2 separate regions of the Homo sapiens genome follow, and region 2 is linked to region 1. The links are chromatin contacts, found by POLR2A ChIA-PET in ENCODE. All regions are on one chromosome and are shown on one strand. The core of a region is the stretch at or near the end of the contact, and the rest is flanking DNA. Distances in the headings are between cores, read along the strand shown. Region 1 holds the start of MEF2B (myocyte enhancer factor 2B). Region 2 holds the start of HAPLN4 (hyaluronan and proteoglycan link protein 4).

What was found. ChIA-PET counts read pairs that join two places held with the same protein, here RNA polymerase II (POLR2A).
Region 2: POLR2A ChIA-PET joins it to region 1 with 12 read pairs in activated B cell. The contact joins the promoter of HAPLN4 here to the promoter of MEF2B in region 1. POLR2A ChIA-PET finds 5 or more read pairs at or near these places in 4 of 52 experiments (HCT116, WTC11, activated B cell and 1 more).

The regions. Positions count from the first base shown.
Region 1 is chr19:19,168,465-19,172,723 of GRCh38, forward strand. It overlaps MEF2B (myocyte enhancer factor 2B), which reads right to left and starts at 1,799. Exons shown (of 9, transcript NM_001145785.2): 1 at 1,741-1,799. The region is part of intron 5 of BORCS8-MEF2B (BORCS8-MEF2B readthrough); the gene reads right to left. RefSeq lists enhancers at 1,429-1,478, 1,959-2,722, 3,505-3,724, 3,666-4,259 and a silencer at 1,699-1,958.
Region 2 is chr19:19,260,607-19,264,865 of GRCh38, forward strand. HAPLN4 (hyaluronan and proteoglycan link protein 4) reads right to left here and starts at 2,198. Exons shown (of 5, transcript NM_023002.3): 1 at 2,124-2,198; 2 at 840-957; 3 at 207-569. The coding sequence starts at 2,126. It overlaps TM6SF2 (transmembrane 6 superfamily member 2), which reads right to left. Exons shown (of 10, transcript NM_001001524.3): 10 at 3,760-4,259. The coding sequence ends at 4,058.

The DNA.
Region 1 (4,259 bases), core at 549-3,048:
GTTTCTCCATGTTGGTCAGGCTGGTCTCGAACTCCTGACCTCAGGTGATCCGCCCGCCTCAGCCTCCCAAAGTGCTTGGATTACAGGTGTGAGCCACCGCGCCTGGCCATTTTTTTGTTTCTTTTCTTTCTTTTTGTTTTTCTTTTAGAGACAGGATCTTGCTCTGTCACCCAGGCTGCAGTGCAGTAGCTCAGTCATAGCTCACTGCAGACTCGAACTCCTCGGATCAAGTGATCCTCCTGCCTCAGCCTCCCGAGTAGCTGGGACTATACACATAAGCCACCACACCTGCCTAATTAAAAAAACAATTTTTTTTGGCCAGATGCGGTGGCTTACTCTTGTAATCCTAGCACTTTGGGAGGCTGAGGCAGGCAGATCACATGAGACCAGCCTGGCAAACATGGTGAAACAACGTCTCTACAAAAAATGCAAAAATTAGCTGGTCATGGTGGCACACGCTTGTAGTCCCAGATACTCGGGAGGCTGAGGCAGAAAATCAATCACTTGAACCTGGGAGGCAGAGGTTGCAGTGAGCCAAGATTGAGCCACTGCGCTCCAGCCTGGGTGACAGAGTGAGACTCTGTCTCAAAAAAAATTTTTTTTTAAAGCCAGGTGCAGGGGCTCACGCCTGTAATCCCAGCACTTTGGGAGGTTGAGGCAGGTGAATCATTTGAGGTCTGGAGTTCAAGACCAGCCTGGCCAACATGGTGAAAGCCCATCTCTACTAAAAATACAAAAACTAGCCAGGCGGTAGTGGCACGCGCCTGTAATCCCAGCTACTTAGAAGGCTGAGGGAGGAGAATTGTTTGAGCCTGGGAGCTGGAGGTTGCAGTGAACAAAGATCACCACTGTACTCCAGCCTGGGCGACAGGATGAGACCCTGTCTCAAAAAAAAAACAAAGAAAGAAAAGAAAAGAAAAAGAAAATGGGGGTCTCACTATGTTGCCCAGGCTGGTCTCAAACTACTGGGCTCAAGTGATCCTCCTGCCTCAGCCTCCAAAGTGCTGGGATTACAGGCATGAGCCACAGTGCCCGGCCAGCTATTTCTGACTAATTGGGTCTGCAACTAGGGGTTAGGGTGGCCAAGGACACAGGTCACCCATATCTGCAGCCCTGGACCCCAAAAGAGATAGGGAGGGAGGACTGTGACCGTGAAAGTAATGCTGCCACCACCTTGTCATGTGCTAACAACCACACGGGGATGTGACTCTTGTTCCTGTACCCATTGAGGCAAAGGGAGGAGAGTTGGCCCCGGCAGCTGTTGCTCCCCCGTTCCAAGGTTTTGTGCCTACCATCCTGCTGTGACAAACGAGTGTACACCCACAGCAAGAAGGCATAGGGTTGTGCACAGGGGATGCGCTAATGCTAAAGGAGTGCACACCAGGAGAGAGGGACATCACATGCCACATCACAGAGCTCACAGACACATAATAGGGCCTCACAGCACCATGATTTTGGACACACAGCTAACTCTCCAACTCCCCAACTCACACCAAATCTCAGACGCAGAGCCCTTGGACACACAACTTCCAGACCCACACCCTTCAGACACACACCCCTTGGAGACACAACCCCCTCCTGCCACAACCTCGGGGACTCACCACCCCACGACACACACCCCTTTAGACACACACCCCACCCTGGGACGCCCAGCAGTACACCCGGACCTCCAAAACCCACCCAGCCCGCAGAAGCCGTTCAGAGGACACCACAGGAGTCTCAACCCGATATGACACGCACCTGCTCGGCCTGGGCCCTGGGACGCTGGGCGCACGGACCCGCGGCGGCTGCACGAAGATCAGGGGCCCGCGGCCGCAGGTGCCTTGGGAGCGGGCGGTCCTGCCCCCGGGAGCTGATTGGGCGGGACGGGCTTATTTGCATACAGGGCGTCACCCTGGAGGCGGCGATGGGCGTGCACTTGGGCGTGGCCCCGACCCGGGAGTTCATGGGCCTGGGACTCAGACGCGAAAGGATGCTGGGGCGCCATGGGTGGGGGCGCGGATAAGGAAGAAGCAGAACGGAGGGAGGGGGCTGGATCAGACTGGCCAGGCTTTCCCCGCCCTCACTGGGCGCCCTTGACCTTACTGCCGACCCCTGACCCTACTGTGACCCTAACCCTAATTCTAAACCTTTTCCTAACTCGGCCCAACTTGCCTGGATTGATTCCATCCTGAGTGAAATAGACTCCGATCCCGGACCCCGTCGCCCCGAGGAACCAAGCCCTTCTCGCAGGCAACGCTGACCCTCGCGCTCGCTAGAATGGAAAGACTGCAAGACGGGGCTCTCGGGTGGCCTGTGTGGCCTCACTCAACTGTGCCTCCTGGGGCCAGATATGTGCTCCCACAGGGAGTGACAGACCCTCCGCAGCTACTGGTCCCTCAAGCCCGCACCGCCTGCCCCTCCACAGTCCAAGACAACCACACTGCTTCCACCAACCACTTCCCTCTCCTTACCTCTCCCCGCTAAAGGCTGTTTTCTAAACTTCAAAGGTCAGCTGTGAGGGGCCTTCCAGGATTGGACCCCAGCCCAGAACTCTAAATCCACCCCTTCCCCTGGGATCCCAGCACAGGCCAGACCCACAGGAAGATCAGAGCAGGGGTTGGTGAATGTATCAATGTGAAAAGAATTACAGGATAAAGATGGCTCTGGGATGGGCACTTCTGGAGAAGCCCCCGGCCCGTCTGGGGCAGGCAGGGGATCCATGCACTCCCCTAACCCTGTGGGGTCAGGCTTGGGCCAGAGGAGGGATGGGAGGCTGGGACAGGCCAGAATTGGGGCAAGGGCTGTGCCAGAGGAGTCAGGGAGGGTTTCTCAGAAGAGAGGGCATTTGTGCTGGGCTTTCAAGTATGTGTAGGAGTTTGCCACTAGGAGAAAGGTTTTTCTTGTTTTTTTCTTCAAGGCAGGATCTCACTGTGTTGCCCAGGCTGGAGTGCAGTGGCATGATCATAGCTCACTGCAGCCTCGACCTCCTAGGCTCAAGCAATCCTCCCAACTTAGCCTCCCCAGCAGCTGGGACTACAGGCAGGCCACCACCAGGTCCAGCTAATTTTGTTTTTTTTAAGAGAGGATGTCTCACTATGTTGCCCAGGCTGGTCCCAAACTCCTGGGCTTAAGAGATCCTTCCTCCTCGGCCTCCCAAGGTGCTGAGATTACAGGTGTGAGCCACTACACAAGACCCGAGAAGGGCTTTTTCAAGAGGGAAAAGCACTTGCAAAAGTGCAGAGGAAGAGCATAGAACATTCTCTGGCCGGGGAAGATGAGGAAGGTGAAGCCAGTATAGCGGGCAGGGGGTGAAGAGGAGGGGCAGATACAGGTGGAGAGCAATGGGGCTGCAAAGCTGCCTGGTGTCCATCTCCTCCAGAGAAGAGAGGGGCTGGTCCCCCAAACTCAGGGGGAGGCATGTGGCAGATGCTGGAGTGTGGGGGACACTGAGACAGGGAACAGGGGGCCTGGGAGGCTTGTGTCTCTCCCCACACCTCAGTTTACCCGTCTGTGACATGGGCAGTGTGGGCCTCTAGTCTGAGCACAACTTTCTCTTTGGACATGAAAACTATAGAGTTCATACTGTGTCATCAGTGGGTCCCTCCTGTCCCCATCCAGTGCCCAGTGCCATACACTGGGGTGCCCCAAGGACATGCCAGGGCCTGGGCCAGGCTGGGGGCTTCTGCCTCCACTCCATGGTGCAGAACAAGGCTTGGGGAGTGTGGAGGTGGCTGGGGAGCCCTGGGCCCCCGGAGGGCTGCTCTGTTTACCGGAGGCCACCCGCCCACCTCTGATGCAACAGGCAGGCTCTGGTTACGTGAGGCCGGCAGCTGGGCCAGCTCTGGGGGAAGGGCTAGCCCAGCAGAGCGAAGCTGGCTGGGGCTGGCCCTTATGCACCCCAACTCCCCAGCCCCCTCCTTCTGGTGGGCACCATCTTGTTATTCATGGTCTGTCCCGTGTCCTTTTGCCTCTGTTCCTATCCTATACCTTCCCCAACCACTAATTGTGTCCCCTAGCAGGGCCACCAAGAGTCTTAACCTCATTCTTCTCAGATGAAGGGACACCCTTAGTTGCTAGAGTAAGAGGTTGGAAGGTAGAAGGGAAGGTTGTGAGGAGGAAGGGATAGAAGGGTCCAGAGTGGGTGGTGAGGGAGAAGAGTGACCTGGGAAGCAGGTCTGGGAGATGGGGGAGGTGGTGGGTGGGGGATGGAGGAGAAGGCTAGGGTGGGAGGCTGGGGGAGGTGGAGAAGCTGCCCCCGCTGTCTCCCTCCTCCAGAT
Region 2 (4,259 bases), core at 948-3,447, 93 kb after region 1:
CCTTCTCCAGATGTGACAACGTAAAATATCTCCAGACATCGCCAATGTCCCTGGGGAGGAAAATCACCCAGAACCAGATATGGGGGCTCTACCCCAACCAACCTTCTAAATGCCTGCAGGCCAACTTGATTTGGTTTATGTCCCTTGCCATCCCCGCCCCCCTCCTTCCTCAGAAGCAAGGTTTATCCTCCCCACCGGCTGATCACCTTCCAGGTCCAGCTTGACCATGCCAGCGTCATCTTCCAGCTCATTGGTGACTTCGCACTCATAGCGCCCGTAGTCTTGCAGCGTGACGTTGCGGAGGACCAGGGAGGCATCCCCAGGCCCGTCGCCCTGCAGCTCAGCCCGCCCACGGTAGCTGCCGAATGCCCGGTGCTGGGGGCCTAGTGCCACGAAGACGTCGGTGAAGGCCAGCGGGTCCACCACCTTTGTCCACTTGAGCCGGACGCCGTCGTGACCGTGGGCGGCTGCCTCATAGTGGTAGCGGCAGGGCAAGACGATGGTGCCACCACGGTGGCTTACCACCTGCCCAGGCGCTGTCTGTACCACTACCGAGCCCGACTCACCCTCTGAGGACAACCAAGCAGGGTTCAGAGGAGGGGCCTAGGGGCAGAAGGGGGCCTCTGGGGAAGGTGTCTCTGGGGAGGGGAACGTGGGAAGACTCGGGTGGGGGTCGGGGAATCAGAAGGGTCCAGGGGCTCAGGGAGAGGGCGAGGGGCTCAGATGGGGAGTGGCTGGGGGAACCGCGGACGTCAGGAACGCCCTACCCGCTACCCCTCTCCGCACTTGGCCACTTCTGCTTTTCGCGGAGAAGACCACTTTTAGCGGCCCTGACTCACCCAGCACGTGCACGACCTTCTTCCGGCCACGCTGCGCCCCCGCAGGGGCTGTGAGCAGCAGGACGCCCCAGGCCGCGGCCCAGAGCGCGCCGGGACCGAGGGCCGCCCGAGCGCACACCTGGGGGGCGGGCACGGGGCGCTCAGTCCAGCCTCCCAGCCTTGGCTTTTCGGAGGCCTGGCTCCCTCCCGGGCCTGCCTTCCCCACAGCGAGGACCTCTCTCACGCCCATGTCCCCACCCTTTCCGGGGTCCTGGAGAACTCCCCCTCCTCCTCTTGGGACCTCACATCCTAGCTTCTGCAAGAACCCACGCCCCTAGACTCCCCCCCGCCCTCAGTCCTGCCCCAGATCCCGCCTCATTCCCCCCCACCCCAAAACCCGAGGCTCGCTGCCCCGCCCCCTTCTGGCCCTGGCCCGGGCCGGGGATAGGGGGGTGGGGAAGAGCTGGAGGAGCGGCGGCAGCAAGGTTATCCGTGCGCCAGGAGACTGCAGCAAACCGGGCCGGGGCGGGCAGGGAGGGGGGAGAGCTGGAGAGAAAGAGGGAGAGACGCGGGGAGAGAACAGGGACAGAGAGAAAGGCAGGGAGAGGCAGAGAAGAGAGTGCGCGACACAGAAAAAGGGGAAGGGAAGAGAGAGAGGCAGAGATGGAGAGGGAGAGACAGATGGAAAAGAAGAGACAGATGTAGAGGGAGAGACAGAGATGGAGAGGGAGAGACAGAGAGGCAGAGGGAGAGACAGAGGGGCAGAGGAAGATACAGAGATGGAGAGGGAAAGACAGAGATGGAAAGGGAGAGACAGAGAGGAAGAGACAGAGAAGCAGAGGGAGAGAGAGAGAGGCAGAGGAAGAGACAGAGATGGAGAGGGAGAGACACAGATGGAGAGGGAGAGACAGAGAGGCAGAGGGAGACAGAGAGGCAGAGGGAGAGACAGAGAGGCAGAGGGAGCGACAGAGAGGGAGAGGGAGAGACAGAAAGGGAGAGGGAGAGACAGGAGAGTGCCAGAGGCAGAGAGACTCAGAGAAGAGGAGGGAGAGATAGGGACAGGGAAAGACAGAAACGGAGAGGAGAGGAAAAAGGCAGAGAGGATGACAGAGATGGAGAGAGGCAGGGAGAAATGGAGAGGGAGAGAACCTAGAGTGCCAAAAAGAGAGATCAAAGAGGGTGAGAGACAGAGAAAAGGAAGAGACAGAAGAAACTCAGAGGGATATAGATTCAGAGGCAGAGAGATATAGAATCCAAGATTGGGGAGACGGGGCACACACCACCCGCGCCCGCAGCCCCACTTACCATCTTGCCCGCGCGGCCCCCGCCGAGCGGCCCCTACGCACCCGGACTGCGCTCCCCGCACACCCGGTTAAGACTGGGCAGGTCCCTGCAGGCGGCGCAATCCCGGCGTCTGCCTGCAAGGGGAGGAGGAAGGCGGGCGAGGCGGGGTGTATTAAAGGGGCCGCGGGGGCCCACGCTCCCCTGGAGCAGTGGCTGGAGCGCGGGCGGAGAAAGAAGCGCTCTGGACTTGGAGTGCAGAGCTAGTTCCCTCACCCTGCTAGCTGAACTTAGGCCAGGGAAGAACCTCTCTGAGCCTCAGTTTAACCATCTTTGAAATGGAGGAGGGGGCTGAGTCTTCTATCTTGGTTACTGTGCTTTGGCAGGGGACCTGGGGGATCTGGTGAAAGAGATCATTTGGCCTGCAGGCCACCTGTCCATTGGGTAGTCATAGTGGAGTCCTGGTCTCCAGCACCCCAAAGGCGCTCCCTGTGCAGGGTGGGGGCCTCACGATAGTCACACTCTGCTGTGGACTGGAGCCACAGGCCCCAATTCAAGTCTGCCCCTCACTGGCTGTGAGACCTTGGAGGAGACAGTTGGCCTCTCTGAGCCTGCTGCTGACTCTTTGGTGAAGATCCAGTAGCTAGACATACAGTAGATCTCCGGTAGGGGTTGGGAGGGGCAAGAAAAAGGGACATCTAGGCCGGGCGCGGTGGCTCACGTCTGTAATCCCAGCACTTTGTGAGGCCAAGATGGGAGGATCACCTGAGGTCAGGAGTGCGAGGCCAACCTGACCAACATGGAGAAACTCTGTCTCTACTAAAAATACAAAATTAGCCAGGTGTGGTGGCACATGCCTGTAATCCCAGCTACTCAGGGGGCTGAGGCAGGAGAATTGCTTGAACCCAGGAGGTGGAGGTTGTGGTGAGCCAAGATCGTGCCATTGCATATCAGCCGGGGCAACAAGAGTGAAAACTCCGTCTCAAAAAAAAAAAAAAAAAAGAAAAAGAAAAAGAAAGAAAGAAAAGGAAAAGGGACATCTGGTCAAGGTCCCTGACTTACTCCAGGCCCAAGTCGCCCCTAAACCTGGCCTTTCACCCAATTTCAAAAAATCAAACAATAGCAAACAGTGAGTCTTTCTCCTAACACCTTGGCTTCCTTCCAGGACTCAGTTTCCCCTAAAATGAGCCCAACCCGACCAGATAGGAGAGGCAGAGTTGTGGTTTCTGTGGTCCAACAGGCTGGGGCTCCATCTCTTAGCTCAGCCATGCCTTGGGGACTGAGCGGGGGAATGATCTCAGACCAGGACCTTCACCTCCTGCAGCCTTGGTTTCCCCATCTGGAATATGGAGTGAGATCCAGCATGTAGCAGTCAAGGTATACAGTAGGTGCTTAATAAATGTATCATGCTATTAGTTATGATTTATTGGTAGAGCAGGAACTTTTCTCTCTGGCCATGACCTTGGGCAGGTCTCTTGTCCATACTGAGCCTCGGTTTTCCCATCTGGAAGATGAGCCGTGCATACCAACCAGAGGCCGCCTTCTGCTATCCCAGCACCTCTCACTCCTGGCAACCACGATGGCAGTGATAGGTGGGCCCTCATGGGGGCCAAGAAGAGGATCCCTTGCCCCTGCACCCTGAAACACTTAGGCAGTGATATTTTGGAAATTGAAAGGGTTTTTACTGAAAGGATCCATGGGGGGATGATGGGTAAGTTCTGGAAGGGGTAGAAGCGTTTGTGTGGGAGTTGGAGCATGGTGACAGCTGTGGGAGGCTCTCCTTGCAGGAACACTTGGTCGTTGGTCTCCATCCCACCCACTGGACTGAAACTACCATAGCCAAGACTAAAGACACCCGGAGATGTCCCTCCTGTCTCTAAAACACCCAACCCCCGCTTCCCCAGGTAGGGCTGACTGGGCACGTAAACAGAGTCCTGGGTCCTGAGTCCACAGCTCTCTCAATGCTGCTTCTTGTGGAGGGCTAGGGGGTCGGAGGGTGGTGGCTGGTGGAAGAATGCGGGCCACTGAAGGCAACGGTAGGCCAGCAGGTGGGGGCCCAGCGCATACAGCAGATTGCACACGAAGAAGCAGCCCCAGGTGTCCTCAGGCACACGGTAGGTGAAGGGTGTGCGCAGGTGCATGGAAGCCCCCATGTGCGAG